Regions from separate parts of the Homo sapiens genome. Here region 2 is linked to region 1. Evidence: read pairs that join two places in POLR2A ChIA-PET (ENCODE). Cell type or tissue: IMR-90. All regions are shown on one strand.

Region 1 (8,000 bases):
CTTCCGATGGCTGCTAAATTTGCTCCCTGTTAAAGGGAACTGCCTGGCCCAAGTTTACATCCCCTCCTCCATGGTAACCCACCTCCAGTGAGGGGTTAATGTGGGGGTACAAAGGCCTTGCCTCCTTACCCTAATTCAGGACAACTCAGAAGGACCATCTCAGCTCTGGAGCTCCCTGTGGGAGCAGCTGAGGTCCCTGTTGCAAATTTGCTGCGGTTCATTTCTCCCTCTCCCAATCCTGCTTCCCTCTCCCTCCCTCACCCCTCATTCTTTTCTTTTTTTTTTTTTTTTTTTTTTTTTGACAATGTCTATCTTCTCCCAGGCTGGAGAGCAGTGGTGCAATCTCAGCTTACTGCAACCACTGCCTCCTAGGCTCAAGCAATCCTCCCACCTCAGCCTTCTGAGTGGATGGGACTACAGGCGCATGCCACCATGCCTGGCTAATTTTATGTTTTTTGTAGAGACAGGGTTTCCCCATGTTGCCCAGGCTAGTCTCACACTCCTGAGCTCAGGTGATCCACATGCCTCAGCCTCCCAAAGTGCTGAGATTACAGGCATAAGCACCGCACCCAGCCACTCATGGCTGTTTTCTTGAGGGAACACTCCCATAAAGCTTCTGCACACAGACCTCCAACTTCAAGTCTGTTTCCCAGGGAACTTGACCTAAGGCAACGAGTAAATAAGAGGGGAATTACCTGTGTCTGGTGGGATCGTTCTATGCCCAGGTAAAAAATAAATATCCAATGTCACTAGCTCTTTTATTTCCAATTGATCAGTTATAAAATGTAATGGAAAGGCCAGGTGTGGTGGCTCATGCCTGTAATCCCAGCACATTGGGAGGCTGAGGCAGATGAATCACGAGATCAGGAGTTCGAGACCAGCCTGGCCAACATGGTGAAACCCCGTCTCTACTAAAAACACAAAAAATTAGCTGGGCGTAGTGGCGGGCTCCTGTTATCCCAGCTACTTGGGAGGCTGAGACAGGAGAATCGCTTGAACCCGGGAGGCAGAGGTCGCAGTGAGCTGAGACCATGCCTTTGTGCTCCAGCCTGGGCGACAGAGTGAGACTCCATCTCAAAAAAATAAAATAATAATAATAATAATAATGAGGAAAAAAAGCCAATCACAAAAACAAAAAAAAATAGGGAATATACCTAGGAATAACCTTAACAAAAGACAAGTGTGCAACATATATTGATAAAACTCTACTAAAAGTCATTTTAAAAGATAAGAAAGAAACAGAGAAAAGTACATTTTTTTCTTATATAAGAAAATTCAATCCTGATAAAGTGAGAGTGATTTTCCCTAAATGAGTCTATAAGTTTGATGTAGTCTAAATTGGAATTTGATTAAAAATAATACAAAGTTCATGCAGAAGAATGAACATAAAAAATAGGGAAATTAAAAAAAATGGAATGAAAGATGGACAGTGAGTTAGCCTTGTGCCACCAAATTTTGTAATATAAAGCTGTGGTCATTTCTTGCAGGACTCTTTCTTCTTCCTAGGCTCTCTGCCCTGAGACTCAGACCCTCCGATGTGTTCACCTCCCCCCTTTCCTGCTATGTAGCAAATACCTGTTCATTTTGTCTCTCTCATACTGCTATAATCTCTTAATGGGACAATCTGTGCTTTTCAAGGTATGTCTTCAGTACCCAGCCTGCACAAACAATGCTTGTGCAAAGTGTTGAATGAAAGAATGATCATCAAGTGAATAAATAACCAACTCAAAGCCAAGCACAAAAATGGCTACCGTGGAGCTTAGTTCATTCCTTCCTTTGCGAGATCCTGGAGCCACTGTCATTATAATCTAAGCTGATACCAATACCATCAAATAGTAAATACTTATTTCCTGCAGATATGCCCCGTTTGCTCTGTGTGCAAAATTACACTTAAAATAATACAGGTGGCCGGGTGCTCATACCTGTAATCCCAGCACTTTGGGAGGCAAGGCAGGCCGATCACCTGAGGTCGGGAGTTGAAGACCAGGCTGGCCAATATGGTGAAATCCCATTTCAACTAAAAATACAAAAAATTAGCCAGGCGTGGTGGCGGGCACCTGAAATCCCAGCTACTCAGGAGGCTGAGGCAGGAGAATCACTTGAACCCAGGAGGTGGAGGTTGCAGCAAGCCAAGATCATGCCACTGCACTCCAGCCTGGGTGACAAGATCAAAACTCCATCTCAAAAGAAATGATAAAAATTAAAATTAAAATAAAATAATACATGCACTTGTAAACATGTCCACATATACATGATAACACTGCACATCAGATTACATTCTTAAGTCTGCCCAGCAATGAAGACCTTTAAAGACCAGTGTCTCAGCTGCCTTTACAAGGAAGATGTTTTCAATACTGTTGTTGAGAAATGAAAGTCAGTGTCATGAGCTCTGTTTTTCCCTTGGGAAAGTCAAGGAAGGGCACTGCATTTACACCAGGATGTGTTGACAATGTCTAACTACATCGAATCTTATCTACACCAGCAGTAAATCCCCTCACCCATCGAGCTGGTAAGAGGGCCCGTTTCCTTCATCACTGCTGCCAGCCAAGGTTTCAGTCCTTCCGCTCCCCAAGAGATTTCATTTCAGAACTGAGATGATAAAGTACTCAAATGGTGCAATCCAAGTCCCAAGGAATTTTAACAACAATAACCCCCTTTGCAAAGCAGGGGAGAGAATGCCCTGTCCTGCTGTAAACTTCCTGGCGATTCTCATAGTCATTTGACCACCTGTGCCTGTACCCATTACCAGAAAGCAGGATTCACCCAGTTCATGAAAACTTAAAGCTGGACTTAAAGCTATAAAACCCCCAAGCACATTTCATTTTGAGTTGTTAATACAGTCCCAGTCTACCACCTGATTACCGAGTAGGTTTTCAGTTTCAGCTTTTATCAGTGTAAAGCTCAGAGCTACAGAACGCCAACTGAGCAAATGATTTAATGAAAGCAGAATGAAGGCACAGGCTTGGCTACTACTAAAAGACACAGTGGAAGTTTGTTTTTTTGAGGAAGATATGTAAATCTGATGAACGAAAACTGTAGTTGAGTGCACCCCTGGAAATATAATGAAAACTGCCCCTCAGTTAGAAGCATCCATACACATTTTGGGTCTCTCAATACGTAGCTTTCAAATCCTTGCAATTTCAGGGCCTGTGTACTCCAACTCTAGATATGCCATTGATTTGATCTGAATGCCATAATGAGAATTCAGTCTGTGGTCTTAAAACTTGGAGCTGGACTCTCTAAAGTCTGGACCTTTTAAAGAAAACAAGCTTTTTGGTGTTTATGTGTTTTCTTTGTTGCTTTGGCCTCAAGCTCCTCATAAAAGGGCTTGAAGAAAGTTTATAAAACATGCACAAATAATATGCATAATGTGCAGAAAAGGCCTTGAAAACATGCATACTGAAGAATGTCCATAAAATTTAGAGAAGCTTGTACCTTCTTAAATCTTCTTAACAATGCTACAAGGTAGGTACTGTTATCACCATAACCATCCCCAAGATTCAAAAAGAAAATACTTGAGGAAAAGGCTGGCTGAGTTACCCCAAAGAAGGGAAAGGTAAAACTGCCCCAGTTTCCCTGGGGATGAAGACAAAACATCTCCTAGAAATCTCTTTGAGTCTGGTCTGCCTGGAAATAGCTGTTTCTGGGAAAAGCAATCAGGCTGAATCAAGAGTAACATACTAATTCCAAATCCTCACAATTACATGTTGAGAGCCTGCCTAGATATTCTGGGTGCCACCTTGCAATTGGCCAGTTGTGTTGCTGACAGCTCGGTCCATATCAGGGAAAAGACACACTCTCAGTTGGCGCCTCTTACAGTCACATTAATCCTACTGAAGTGTGGTTCTGGAACACAGCCAGTCTACCCCACTGAGGCAAGGCTTGATGGAGCACAGGCTAGCATGGCTGCACCTGACCAGCTCAGGGGATGAAGGACGGAAGAAGCAGGACAGTTGAAATGTCTGTATGGTGAGTATTCAGGCATCACTATTAACTAAAAAGACACATGGAGCCAGTAGCCCGTGGGATAGCTGTGGAAACACAGACAGGCACCTGGCTCAGAAGAGCTGACAGGGATCCCAAATCGGCTCATTTTAAGTGTAAGTCATGCGGGCTTCAAGACAAAGATGCTAATCCATGAACACGAACAACCTTGGCTCACATAGAGTCATCAACCAAAAGACAGTTTTTATGCTTCCAGAGTGGTGATAGCAGCAAATATTCATAGCTCACCTAACTCTCCCAGCCTCAAATAAGACATAAGAAAAGTTCTAACATAGTCCTTATCTGGAAGGAAGCGTGTCCAGCTAGCAAGGTAAAAGTAACCCTAACCAAACCAGGAGAAGATGTACCACAGCAGATTATGTCTAAACTCTATTGCCCAAATAGTAATGGCCATAACCATTTTGAGGATGCAGAAATTCTTAAGGGTGAGCTGGACCCTCCAGAGTAAGCGATTTAAATTGAGACACAGGCAAGCATCTCATGTAGAAGGAACAACAAAAGCTGAGGCATGTAAAAAGAAAAGAGACTATTGGACATTGAAAATATTGAGAAAGTCAAACCATTCAGTGAAGACAAGGGCCCCCAAACAAGAGATTTACACTTGATAATCAAACCAGAAATTTTCAAACAACTCAAAAATTTCTCCAAGTAGACATTGCAAAGAGTAATGAGAGCACCTGTAGAACATTGTCCTCCCCATCTGGCAGCCCCTACTCAAATATGTCTTAACCAGCGTATTCAGGTTTTGTCTGTTTTATGTGATTCCACGTGAGATTTTGTTTTAGAATAAGTTGCTTTAAAATATTTTTAAACGTTATAGAGACCCTAACAAGGAGAACAAGCAGGATAAGCTACAAAATCATAGTTTTTTAAAAGACAAACATTTGCAGATCAATAAAAGTTGACTTAATTCATGTCCAGCAAGCCAGCACAACAAGAAATGTTAAAAAGTTTTTCAGGTCCAATGGAATTGATACCAGATGGAAGCATAGATCTGCTAGAAACAATAAAGGGTACCAGAAAGACATTTTAAAAAATCAAATACCTAGGAATAAATCTAAAACAATAGCTAGAAGTCCTCTACACTGAAAACTAAAGAATATTTGCTAAGAAAAATTAAACAAGCTGTACATAAATGAAGACTTATACCATGTTCATGGATTGGTAGACTAAATATAATTAAGAAGTCCATTTAGAGTCTCCCTCTTTTGGTCAAGATAGGGAAACATAATTTTCCTTCCCACCTGAAACAACTAAAAAACTAGACAAAATATATAAAACAACAGTTTTCAAGAAAATGGATATCAGGCAATGAAGAAAAATAATTCCTAAGAAAAAAGGAAAAAAATAAGTGAGTAAGGTGAGTCCTATGATTGCTCCAGCATATAACCTTGTATTTCCAGACCATGACAGAGGGAGTGGTAATCTAGGTAGAGCCCAGCAGATTCCTTAAGTTAAGGAGATGAAGTTGATATTCTGGGGAGATCAAGGCAGCTAGAGTTCACAGGGCAGAATACGGGAAAGGAGAGAGCAGCACAGAAAGAAAACTCCAAAAATCTGAGGTGATCCCTTTTGAGTATATATACCAATTTTTTTTTTTCGGTCTACTATTTGTCTTTTGAATGACAAAAGACAAACAATTTTTTAACAATGTATATAATCAAATATGTCTCTCCTTTCCTTTATGACTTCTGGGTTTGCTGTCTTGCTTAAAAAGTCTACTTCATTTCAAGACATTTTATTTTATGAACTTGGCTCATCATTTTAAGGGCATATTCTTTTGGGGGGCCTACAGTACTAGACATAACAACCTTAAAGACAGCAAGAGCAGGAAAGGAATATTTTCAAAAAACCATGCCTGCAGGTGGGGAACAGTTTAGTTATACAGTGGTTAAGAGCTGTAGAGTCAGATGGTCCTGGAGAAGAGTTCCACTTCCTGAGTGAGAATCCTGGGTGAATAACTCTGCGGCCTTTAGGCAAGTTACTTAACCTCCTCTGTCAAAAGGGAGATATTAGTAGCTACTTCATATGCTTATGATAACTAACAACAATGCATGTAAAGCATTTAGCATAGGGCTTAGCACACAGTGAGTGTTCAGTAAGTAATGACTTTTATTACTACTATTACTAGCATAGAAAAACTAGGAGAGGCCGGGCGTGGTGGCATATGCCTGTAATCCCAGCACTTTGGGAGGCCAAAGCAGGGCAGATCACCTGAGGCCAGGAGTTTGAGACCAGCCTGGCCAACATGGTGAAACCCTATCTCAACTAACAACACAAAAAATCAGCCGGGCATGGCGGCACACAGCTGTGATCCCAGCTACTTGAGAGGCTGAGGCAGGAAAATCACTTGAAACCAGGAGGCAGAGATTGCAGTGAGCAGAGATCACAACATTGCACTCCAGCCTGGGCAACGAGAGTGAAGTTCCATTTCAAAAAACATGAAAAGAAAAACTAGGAGAGAATTTTAGGAAGATAGGCTGGGGTTAGACAGTTTGAACTTCGATCTGTCAAGGTTGGAAAACAATGGAAGGTTTACTAGCCAAGGAGTAATATGAGATAGGAAGTATTTAATAAAAATCCATCTCTCTTTAAGGATCTATGGTATCCTTAAAAGGCCATATTTATATTGACTTATGTATCTTTTTATCTGAAAATCCTATCTCAGAAAAAAAAGCACTTCTTAAACACCGTTACACTTTAAAACTTCTTGTGATTTGATCAGATAATGATTATTTCATCAATCTACATCTTATCTTAGGTGAAGATTCTTGTTCCATAATCAAAAACATATTAAATCTTAAAACTCTATAATTTGATTTTTCTATGTTCTTATTTGTAGGGCAGTAGAAATTATTAATCAGCTAAGAACAACTGAGTGGTCATCTCATTGGCTTTCACTACATACCTACAGGCAGATAGAATGTCACCTTCCAGCAGAATGTGTCTGCCCTCTGCATCTGTTATGGACTGAATATTGTGTCCCCGCAAAATTCATTTGTTCAAGCCCTAACTCCCAGTGTGACTATATTTGGAAATCGAGCCTTTAAGAAAAATATTTAAGCTTAAATGAGGTCATAAGGGTGGGGCCCTAATTCGATAGGATTAGTGTCCTTATAAATAGAGACACCACACAGCTCTCTCTCTCTCTCTTTTTTCCCTTTTGCTCTCTCTCAGAGCATGCATGGAGGAAACACCATGTCAGCACACAGCTATGTGGTGGCCACCTATAAGCCAAGAGAAGAGGCCTCAGAATGAAACCAAATTTACTGGCACCTTAATCTTGGACTTTCAGCCCCCAGAACTATGAGAAAATAAATGTCTATTGTTTCAGCCACCCAGTCTGGGTATTTTGTGAAGGTAGCCTCAGCACACTGAGACAGCATCTGATCAAGTACTGACATCCAGAGTCAAACTCTCATTCTATGTTAGATACTAGGATATTTTAATCCAAATTAAAGTTATTTTAAAAGATAAGATTTCTGTTTCTCCATTCTTTCCAAACCAAGGTTGCCCTTGTCTCCAAGGAAGGGATCTCTGGAGCCCACAAGCTGAGGCAGGGTGGAGGAGCACCCTTTCTTCCCATTCGGCAGGGTGCTAGGTCCCTCCTGAGAGAAGCATGGGAGAATGTAGATCTAGAAGCCACGTGGCTGAGTAAATCAAATACTCATGAGAGTTATAAAGCACAAAGAAATATCAATTTCAATTTTTATCCATATCATGAACTCGCAGTTACAGTGTCTTCCTAAAGAAATGACATGGCTTAACTCATAAGCTCCTCTTCCCACCTGCCATTCTCCTTGTTTGGGGTTACTGTTGAGAGACTGAATGTATCATCAGACAACAGCCAGACTGTATATAAAAACAGGTCTCTAACCCACAACCTGCTCAGGAAATCAAACCCCTTATCTCCAATAAACAACCCAGGAAGCCAGCCTGCTGTAAGTCTGACTTGGGAAGCCAGATTGCTATCTCTTTAAACAATCCAAAAAGGT
Region 2 (8,000 bases), 260 kb after region 1:
ATGATAGACTGTGTGTGTGTGTGTGTGTGTGTGTGTGTGTTTGTGTGGTGGGGGTATGTGTGTGAAGGCCCCAGAAGGTGGCCCTGGGACAAAGCGCTCCTACCACTTGTCCCCAGCATAGGACAGCCACACAATTCAGAGCACAGGAGAGCCCACACCTGGAGGCTGGGCTGCCCTTGCGGGTGGGGTTAGCAATAGCTAACATGAAAACTTCCAGATAGCAAACCTCCCCTGGCCACCTGACTACATATTTCAAACATTACCTGAAGCAATGAAATTCAAGAGCATTCATAGTCTTTTTTAAACTTCTGACTACGACCCACATTGAGGTTAGTTACATGGCTGCCAAGGGGGTGGGGACACAGGATAGGTAACAAGAGTTCAGACTCAGCCTGATGGCACAGGGTGCGCTTTGCCCTGTCCCAGTCCACTGTGTTTGTGGTGGTGACCCACTAAATTGATTTTGTGACCCACTTGTGGGTTCTACTGCAGCTTGGACCCGCAGTCTCCGTGCACATGGAAAATCATTCCCTCCACGGAAGTGGGTGGACCTCCCCGCAGCAGGCCCCGGCCTCAGTGAGGATCACCAAGTGCCACCAGGCCCCCACAACCCCGCTCAGGAGGAGGAAGCAGGCTTCCCTGACCATCTTTAAAGAAAAGGGGGCACCATGATGGGCCCACTCAGGTCCAGGCTGGCAACCACAGGTCCACCCGTCCAAGACGCAAGGCGAGGCTGGGCCATTCCCTGCAAGTGCGTGTTGGTCCCTTAGGGCTTGCCCAGGGGCGCCCCCGCGCTCTGGCATCTCTGTACCAGGAGGATGAGCCTGGCGAGGTCTGAGAGCTCCGGGAACGCGGCCATCACGCGGTCCACCTGGTCACGCGGGAAGACGCTGTAGAGCGCGATGCGAGCCCGGGCGCGCGCGTCCCCCTCGTCGTCCTCGGTCGCGTACACTGAAAGTCCCCCAGTGGCGCCGTCGCCCCAGGCCGGCTCCGCCCAGACGGAGCGCCCAGGGAAGCGGTCGGAGCGGGGTGGACGGGCCCACGGGTCGTCGGGTGGCCTGCGCGGGGAAAGCAAGTCGCCGTGCAGGTCCCTAGGGCGGTGTTCGCCCCGCGGCTGGAGCTGCAGGCCGGGCGGAGGCGGGAGGTCGCCCGGGGAGAACTGGCTCTCCGGGCTAGGGAGGCTGAGCGGGCCTGGCACCCGGCCGCCCGCGGACACCCAGTCGGGCCCGCCCAGTCGGGGCGTGAGGCTGCAGGCGGGGACCGGGAGAGGCGGCCCCAGGGGCCCCAGGTCGTCGCTGAAGGCCAGCCGAGAGAAGCTCCCTCGCAGGGCGGCCAGGTCCGGGGACCCCCGCGCCGGCGGGAGGCTGTGCGCAAATGGTTCCCGGGGGGCCGCCCGGGCTCCTGCGGAGCCGCCCGGGGCTCTCGGTGGCCGCTGCTCCTCGGCGCCCGCGCCAGGCCGGGCCCCTGTCTTGGCGCGGAGCTCGTCGGCCACCGCCAGTTGCGCGTGGTGCGGCCTCTCCGGGTGGTAGAACTTGCACTTGATGCCATAGGTGCATTTCTTGCCTGAAAGGGGCGGGGGCAGAGAGGGCGCGACGTGAGGCCCGGGGGCGCGGAGGGGCGGTGGTTCCTGGTGCATCCGGGGAGTGCCGGCCCGCGGCCTCTCCGTGGAGATTCCTCCAAGCAGGCCCCCAGGCCGCCGCGGACTCCTCAGACTCAGCGCCCTGGAAACGCCTCAAGATCTGGGCGCGGGGCCGAGGTGGGGAGAAGTGCCCGGGAGGCGCGGGCGGCCTGGGTGAGGGGGCGCTGAGCACACTCATCCCAGGGTATGCAGAGGAGTGTCGTTCCCAGGTCCCTTTGACCAGGGACTAAGACCAAATCTCTGGATTCAAAGACTTTCAGCCTCCAATTGCCCAGGGACCCTGTGGATAGGGCCAGGCTTAGGGAGCGGGCGGTAGGGAGTGGGTGCTCGGGGCAGAGGACTGCGCCTGCAGTGCCGCCTCAGTTCCCACCGTTCTCCGTGTTCGCTGTGCTAACGCTTGCCCTCACCCTGCACGCTGTTCTAACAGAGTCGTGAACAAATGGTCAAGTGTTACTATCCAAACCCAAGGCTTCTGAGAGTGAAAGGGGGAAGGAGGAGTCAGCCTGAATGTATGTATGGTCACCTAATTCTAACAAGAAATGATTGACTGTCACCCAAGTCTTTACTGAACTTGGAAACATCAAATAACTTGACGAAGCAAGTCAGTGAAAGAGCTGGCTAGAAGGCTGGCATCCCCCAGGGTGCTGGGATAAAATTCTTAACTCTTCATGGATAGCAGTGACCAAAGTCCATAGGGTGGAGGGGTGGAGAGCAGGGTAGGGTGAGGACAGAAGCTGCCAGGGGCCAGGTGAAGGGACTGAGACCCGCAGCTGGGTTTGTGTCCAGGCTCCCGGCTTCTCAGACACAGCTTTGCTGTGTGCATGACCCCTGCATCCGACCCTGGCATGGGATCCTGGCTCCCATGAAATCACCGGCCAGGATGTCAGTTCTACAATAACCCTGTCAGGAAAGTTAACTCTCCAGGTAGCACAGCTGGAGGGCAGAACTTGGGCAAGAGCCCAGGCCGCTGAGCACCAGGCCAGCGCTTTTTGACTGTGCTCCTGTACTGCCCCCACACAAGGCCCTGAACAGGGCCTGCGAAGCACTGGGCCCTACCCACCATAAGGACAATGCTGCCAGGATGGCTCTGGGGGCTTCGGCTTCCTGCTCAGGAAGTTGCTCAGGGAGGGTCCATGGCGGCCCAGGGGGTCATCAGGCGGCATGAACCTGGAAAATAAGCACAGGGGCAACTGCAAGACCACCTGGGATTTGCCACCAGCACCTGTACAAAGGGAGCAGGCCCAAGTTCCCCAAGAACACCAGGAAGCATTCGGCCCCGGGCCCACCATCACCCAGCAGGATGTCACAGCATCTTAAAGCAAAACCTTCCCTTCACACTGAACCCCATGCAGAGCACACAGCACAGCTCTGGCCCTCTTTGGGTGTTTCTCCTGTTGTGGTTCAAGCCAGCAGTGTCAGAATCACCTAGCAACTTAAAAATGCAGTCATCTGAGTGCAGTGGTTCACATGGGTAATCCCAACACTTTGGGAAGCTGAGGCAGAAAGATCCCTTGAGCTCAGGAGTTCAAGACCAGCCTGGACAACATAGTGAAACCTTGTCTCTACAGAAAGCAAAAAAAAAAAAAAAAAAGAAAATTAGCCAGATGTGGTGGTGAATGCCTTTAGTCCCAGCTACTCGGGAGGCTGAGATGGGAGGATGGCTGAGCCTGGGAGATGGAGGCTGCAGTGAGTCATGATTGTGCCACTGCACTCCAGCCCCGGTAACAGAGTGAGATCCTGGCTAAAAAAAAAAAAAATGACAGCCTCCGAGCTTCGCGCAAGACCTGCTTCATCAGAATCTGAAGTTGTTCAGGAATCTGCACAACTGGGAGATTGAGGTGGGCAGATTGCCTGAGCTCAGGAGTTCACAACCAACCTGGGCAACACGGTGAAACCTCATCTCTACTAAAAAATACACAAAAATTAGCTGGGCATGGTGGCGGGCACCTGTAGTCCCAGCTACTGGGGAGGCTGAGGCAGGAGAATTGCTTGAACCCGGGAGGCGAAGGTTGCAGTGAGCCGAGATCATGCTACTGCACTCCATCCTGGATGACAGAGTGAGACTCCTTCTCCAAAAAAAAAGAACTTCCCAGGTGATTTTTATCCAGGAAAATGAAAGTATAATTGCTCTAAGGGCTCCTCTGGCTTCCCACTGTCCTCAACAAAAGGTTAGAAACCTCTATGAGGTTAACAGCTCCAGAAAAGCCAGGAGTGGTGTCATACCCCTGTAGTTCCAGCTACTAGAAAAGCTGAGGAAGGAGGATCCCTGGAGTCCAGGAGTCCAGCCTGGGCAACAGAGCTAGACTCTATCATCTCTAAATAAACAAACAAACAAAAAACAGTTCCAGAAGGTTTCAGAGTTGTATGAGCTCCTTGAGGCTTAGGTCCCATTTCTCCTGTGTTTCACCCCGTGCCAAACACAGCTCTGGGCTGTGAACCTCCAGGCGAAGAGATTCAATAGGAACAGGGAGTTTGAATCAGTGAGGAAGTGGATCCCAGGTGCTGCCTGCACATACAGCCACCTCGCAGACTTAACCTCCTCCTCTGCGCACCCTGGGGGCACAGGGTCTGGTCTTAGTTTCCTTGGCTGCCCTGCCCCTGATCTGCCCTTCTCTCCTCCCTGGCATGGAGCCCTAATGAGGAAGGGAATGCATGCTCAGAGTTCAACAGGGAAAACCCAATTCCTCAGAAGGAAAACGCCCCTCGCTGAGTGAGGTCCACTTTTTACATAAATACTTTTGTTCCCAAGGCCACTTCCAGGTCATACAAAGGTTCTGTAGAGAGGTTGGGATTGTAAATCAAGGAGAAGATGTTTTATGGGTTGCTGTCCCCCTAAGAATCCAGAGTCATGCTGAAGTCCCACTCTGCAGAGAGCTGGGTGATCCCCGGCCCTGTGTGGCCTCCATAGCTCAGCTCCCAGCTGCACAGCCGGCTTCTCAGAATTGGGCCTTGACCAAGAATCTGGGGAACCGCCCACTGTGGTTATTAAACGTTCCCAAAGACTTCCTCTCCTGCTCTCTCAGGAGCAGGAGCTGTGCCAAGAGGGCCCTGTGGACGTGCCCGGGGCACCAGGGCAGGCGCCCTCGCTCACAAGCGGGCGGCAGGTCCTGCCTCCTGGCAGGCCCTTAACGGAGGCCAGTGCGTCAAAAGGACTTGGCTCCCGCCCCAGGCTGTCATCAGGCCAGAGATGGCCATGTCCCTGAGAGCTCAGTGAGGATTTCTGGAGCCCATAGTTACCAGACTAGCCAGATTCCTCCAGGCTACAGACGGACAGTGAGAGCCGCTGGCCTTTTGTAGCTGGAAATGACAATGGGGGCTCCTGCAGGGCGCTGCTGCCATGCCTCTGGCCCTCCACCTCCACGGCTGCAGGGGCAGTTGGCCTTGGGGACCACAGTACCCCCTGCTGCACCATGTCCTGGGAATAGCTGCTACCACTTCTGGGGCACAATTCTCTCTAGTCCTCACAATGATCTCAGAGGTGACATTATTAATCCCTTTTCAAGGTGAAGAACATTCAGCTCAGAGAGGTTGAGTGGTTCCCCCTTGACTCCCAGCCAGTAAGTGGCAGGGCCTCAGATGGAAACCTCACCTGCCCTCTCCAAAGCCCCAGCCCTTTCTCAAACACCACACTGTGTCCCTGGGTCCAGAGTCAGCAGCTGCTCAGCCGTGTGCAAGCAGCCTAAGCCCAGACCTCTTTCCCCATCGACCCTTCCCCAGCCATAGCCATTCACTCGGTCATTCCTTTACAACTAGTTACTGCACCCCTGTGGGCCAGGCGTGCTGGAGACACCGCACGTAAGACAGATACAGTCCCGGCCCTCACAGAGCTGAGGAGTTTGTCTAAAACCACGTTCCAAAAAGTCAGTCAGAGAGCCCAGAATGAGGGCCAAGCTAACACTGCCTGGAACAGAAATGGAAATGGGAGCAACAGCCCAGCTGGCTGTGCTCTGTCACACGCTGCTCGGGTCTCCAGACCCTCATCCACCTTGCCAGTGTCTGCCCTCACCATTAGCTGAGTGGTTTGTGCCTGTGGCCCTGTGTCCCTCTCTGCCTCCAGCCATAGCCGGTTGGTCTGGGATGAACTGACCCAAGAGGCCTATTTCAGGGCTACATGAACCAGCCAGGTTCTCTTGAACATTTCAACCCAGAGTCAGGGCCAGGCAGGGGGAGATATTTACAGCCCAGAAGAAAAGATTCTGGGCTGGGCTCAGTGGCTGACACCTAAAATCTCAACACTTTGGGAGGCTGAGGCAGGAGGATCGCTTGAGCCCAGGTGTTCAAGGCTGCAGTGAGCTGTGATCATGCCACTGCACTCCAACCTGGGCAATAGAGCAAGACCCTGTCAAAGAAAAAAAAAAATCTGTTGCCTACTCCCATATGTAATTCAAAATTTTGATTTAAAAAAAAAAAAAAGACAGCCAGGCACGGTGGCTCAAGCCTGTAATCCCAGCACTTTGGGAAGCCGAGGTGGACAGATCACAAGGTCAGGAGATCGAGACCATCTGGCTAACATGGTGAAACTCCATCTCTACTAAAAATACAAAAAATTAGCCAGGCATGGTGGTGCGTGCCTATAATCTCAGCTACTCGGGAGGCTGAGGCAGGAGAATTGCTTGAACCTGGGAGGCAGAGTTTGCAGTGAGCCAAGATTGAGCCACTGCACTCCAGCCTGGGTGACAGAGCAAGACTCCATCTCAAAAAATAAAATAAAATAAAATAAAATAAAATAAGACAAAAACCTGAAATAAGTGAAAAGCAATACAACAAAGTACAGATCTTTTCCATGATGACTATTTCAATATTCTGAAGTATGCAATTCTGTTTTTTTAAGTTAGTGGTGCCCTAAACACATGCTTGCATGCTTGGCCCACCTCTTGGGCTTCTCTGTGGTGTGTCAGATGTGGCCCTGGGAACAGCAAGGTCAGAGCAAAGCAGCCCACCTATTGGGGACGTGCCCGCCGAGAATGCGGACCTGGGGGAGCTCTGTCTGAGGGGCTGGGTGACCGGGTGACCCCAAGCTCCTCCACCTGGTAGCAGGCGTGGCCACTGCCTCGACCCCGGCCCCCCGCCCCGCCGCCCCCCAGGGTGTCAGGACCCCAGCCGGACCTACCGGTCGTTGACGAAGGAGAACATGAGCAGCCTCTGCTCGATGAACCACTTCCACTCGGGGTTCTCGCTCTGCAGGTCCCGGTAGTTGTCGTTGGAGACGATGACGCCGTCCTGCTCGTAGGCCACCTTCACGATGTAGCGGTCGTCGTAGCAGACCAGGCGCTTGCCGTGCACCTTGCGGGACGGCGTGTACACCAGCACCGCCTGCCGCTCCAGCTCCGCCAGCACGTGCTGCTCTGAGGGCGGGGCGACGGAGACGCGGGTGAGGGCCCAAGGGCACCGCCCCTGAGAACCACCCCCAACGCGAGGCCACCCGCTTCCCGGGCCGGTCAGATGAGGTTTTGAGGGGAGCGGGGAAAAAACACCAGTTTTTGCCGCCATAGCGTTCGCTCCTTTCACTCAATTTCACTGAATTTGCCTGAAGCCCCAGGTCAAGCAGGCAGGCGCGTGGCTTCCGTCCTGCCCACATCATGACAGGAGTCCAGAAAGCGATACTCTACAAGGGAGAGTCACTTCAGAAGGAAGGGTTCAGCCACAGCCCTTGTCCTTTTGAGGGTTCCATGCCACAATGCCCCTATCGCAGCAGGCACAGGGGCCTCCTGGAGAAAGACATTCCTGTATTAACCCGGACCTTGATGATGCCTTCAGCATGACGGGGAGCCTGGCATTCACCTGGAAAGCCCTGCATGGGCCCCTAGCTGGGAGCCAGAGGTCCATCTTCTCCCACCATCCAGGAACCTGCCTGGGACACCTTTGGGATGGAGCACCCCATCACTGACAGATACAGGGACTCAAGAACATCATAGAAAGCATCCAGGACTAGGAATCCAGCCTGGAGTCTGGGCCGGGCTCCAGTTCCTGGGTACTTCACCCCGGTTGAATGTCCATCCAGTTTTATATTTATAAAATGAAGATAGCAACGCCTCCTCTTCCTGTCTCAGAGTGTCTGTGAGTGGACTGAGCTCAAGTGAGTGCGAGTTCTTGCAAAAACTAGTCAAGAGGTAAACATGCACCAGATGGTACAAACATTACAAGGCCTTTCTTATCAGAGGCTAAAATCTGCATCCCAGGAGGGTCAGCTGTTTGATCTGGATTTTGCCTTTGGAGACATGCAGGAAAAAAAAAATCCGTTTGACACATAATAATTACTCAGGTCCCTCAAGTTTAAGTCCTTTCCCATATGACACTGTTGGCTGATTTTTAAAACGTGCATAATGCAGCTATGGTACAAAGAACAAAAATAAAGACGCCA

What was found. Peaks named below come from ENCODE experiments on the same cell type or tissue, not always from the same donor. Only the 100,000 strongest peaks of a DNase experiment are listed, where the experiment ranks them.
Region 2: POLR2A ChIA-PET joins it to region 1 with 15 read pairs; 4 of 35 experiments call an interaction of 5 or more read pairs at or near these places.

Annotation. Positions count from the first base shown.
Region 1 is chr6:149,192,499-149,200,498 of GRCh38, forward strand. No RefSeq gene overlaps it. Among named protein-coding and RNA genes, the nearest start is that of TAB2-AS1, 61 kb to the right of the region's middle. In IMR-90, no CTCF peak of the experiment used is centred here; no DNase peak of the experiment used is centred here; H3K27me3 peaks cover 1,302 bases.
Region 2 is chr6:149,449,917-149,457,916 of GRCh38, forward strand. ZC3H12D (zinc finger CCCH-type containing 12D) reads right to left here. Exons shown (of 6, transcript NM_207360.3): 4 at 6,750-6,984; 5 at 2,700-2,806; 6 at 1-1,563. The coding sequence ends at 767. Among named protein-coding and RNA genes, the nearest start is that of ZC3H12D, 31 kb to the right of the region's middle. RefSeq lists enhancers at 1,251-1,802, 1,803-2,354. In IMR-90, no CTCF peak of the experiment used is centred here; DNase peaks (open chromatin) are centred at 4,705 and 7,725; H3K27me3 peaks cover 1,673 bases.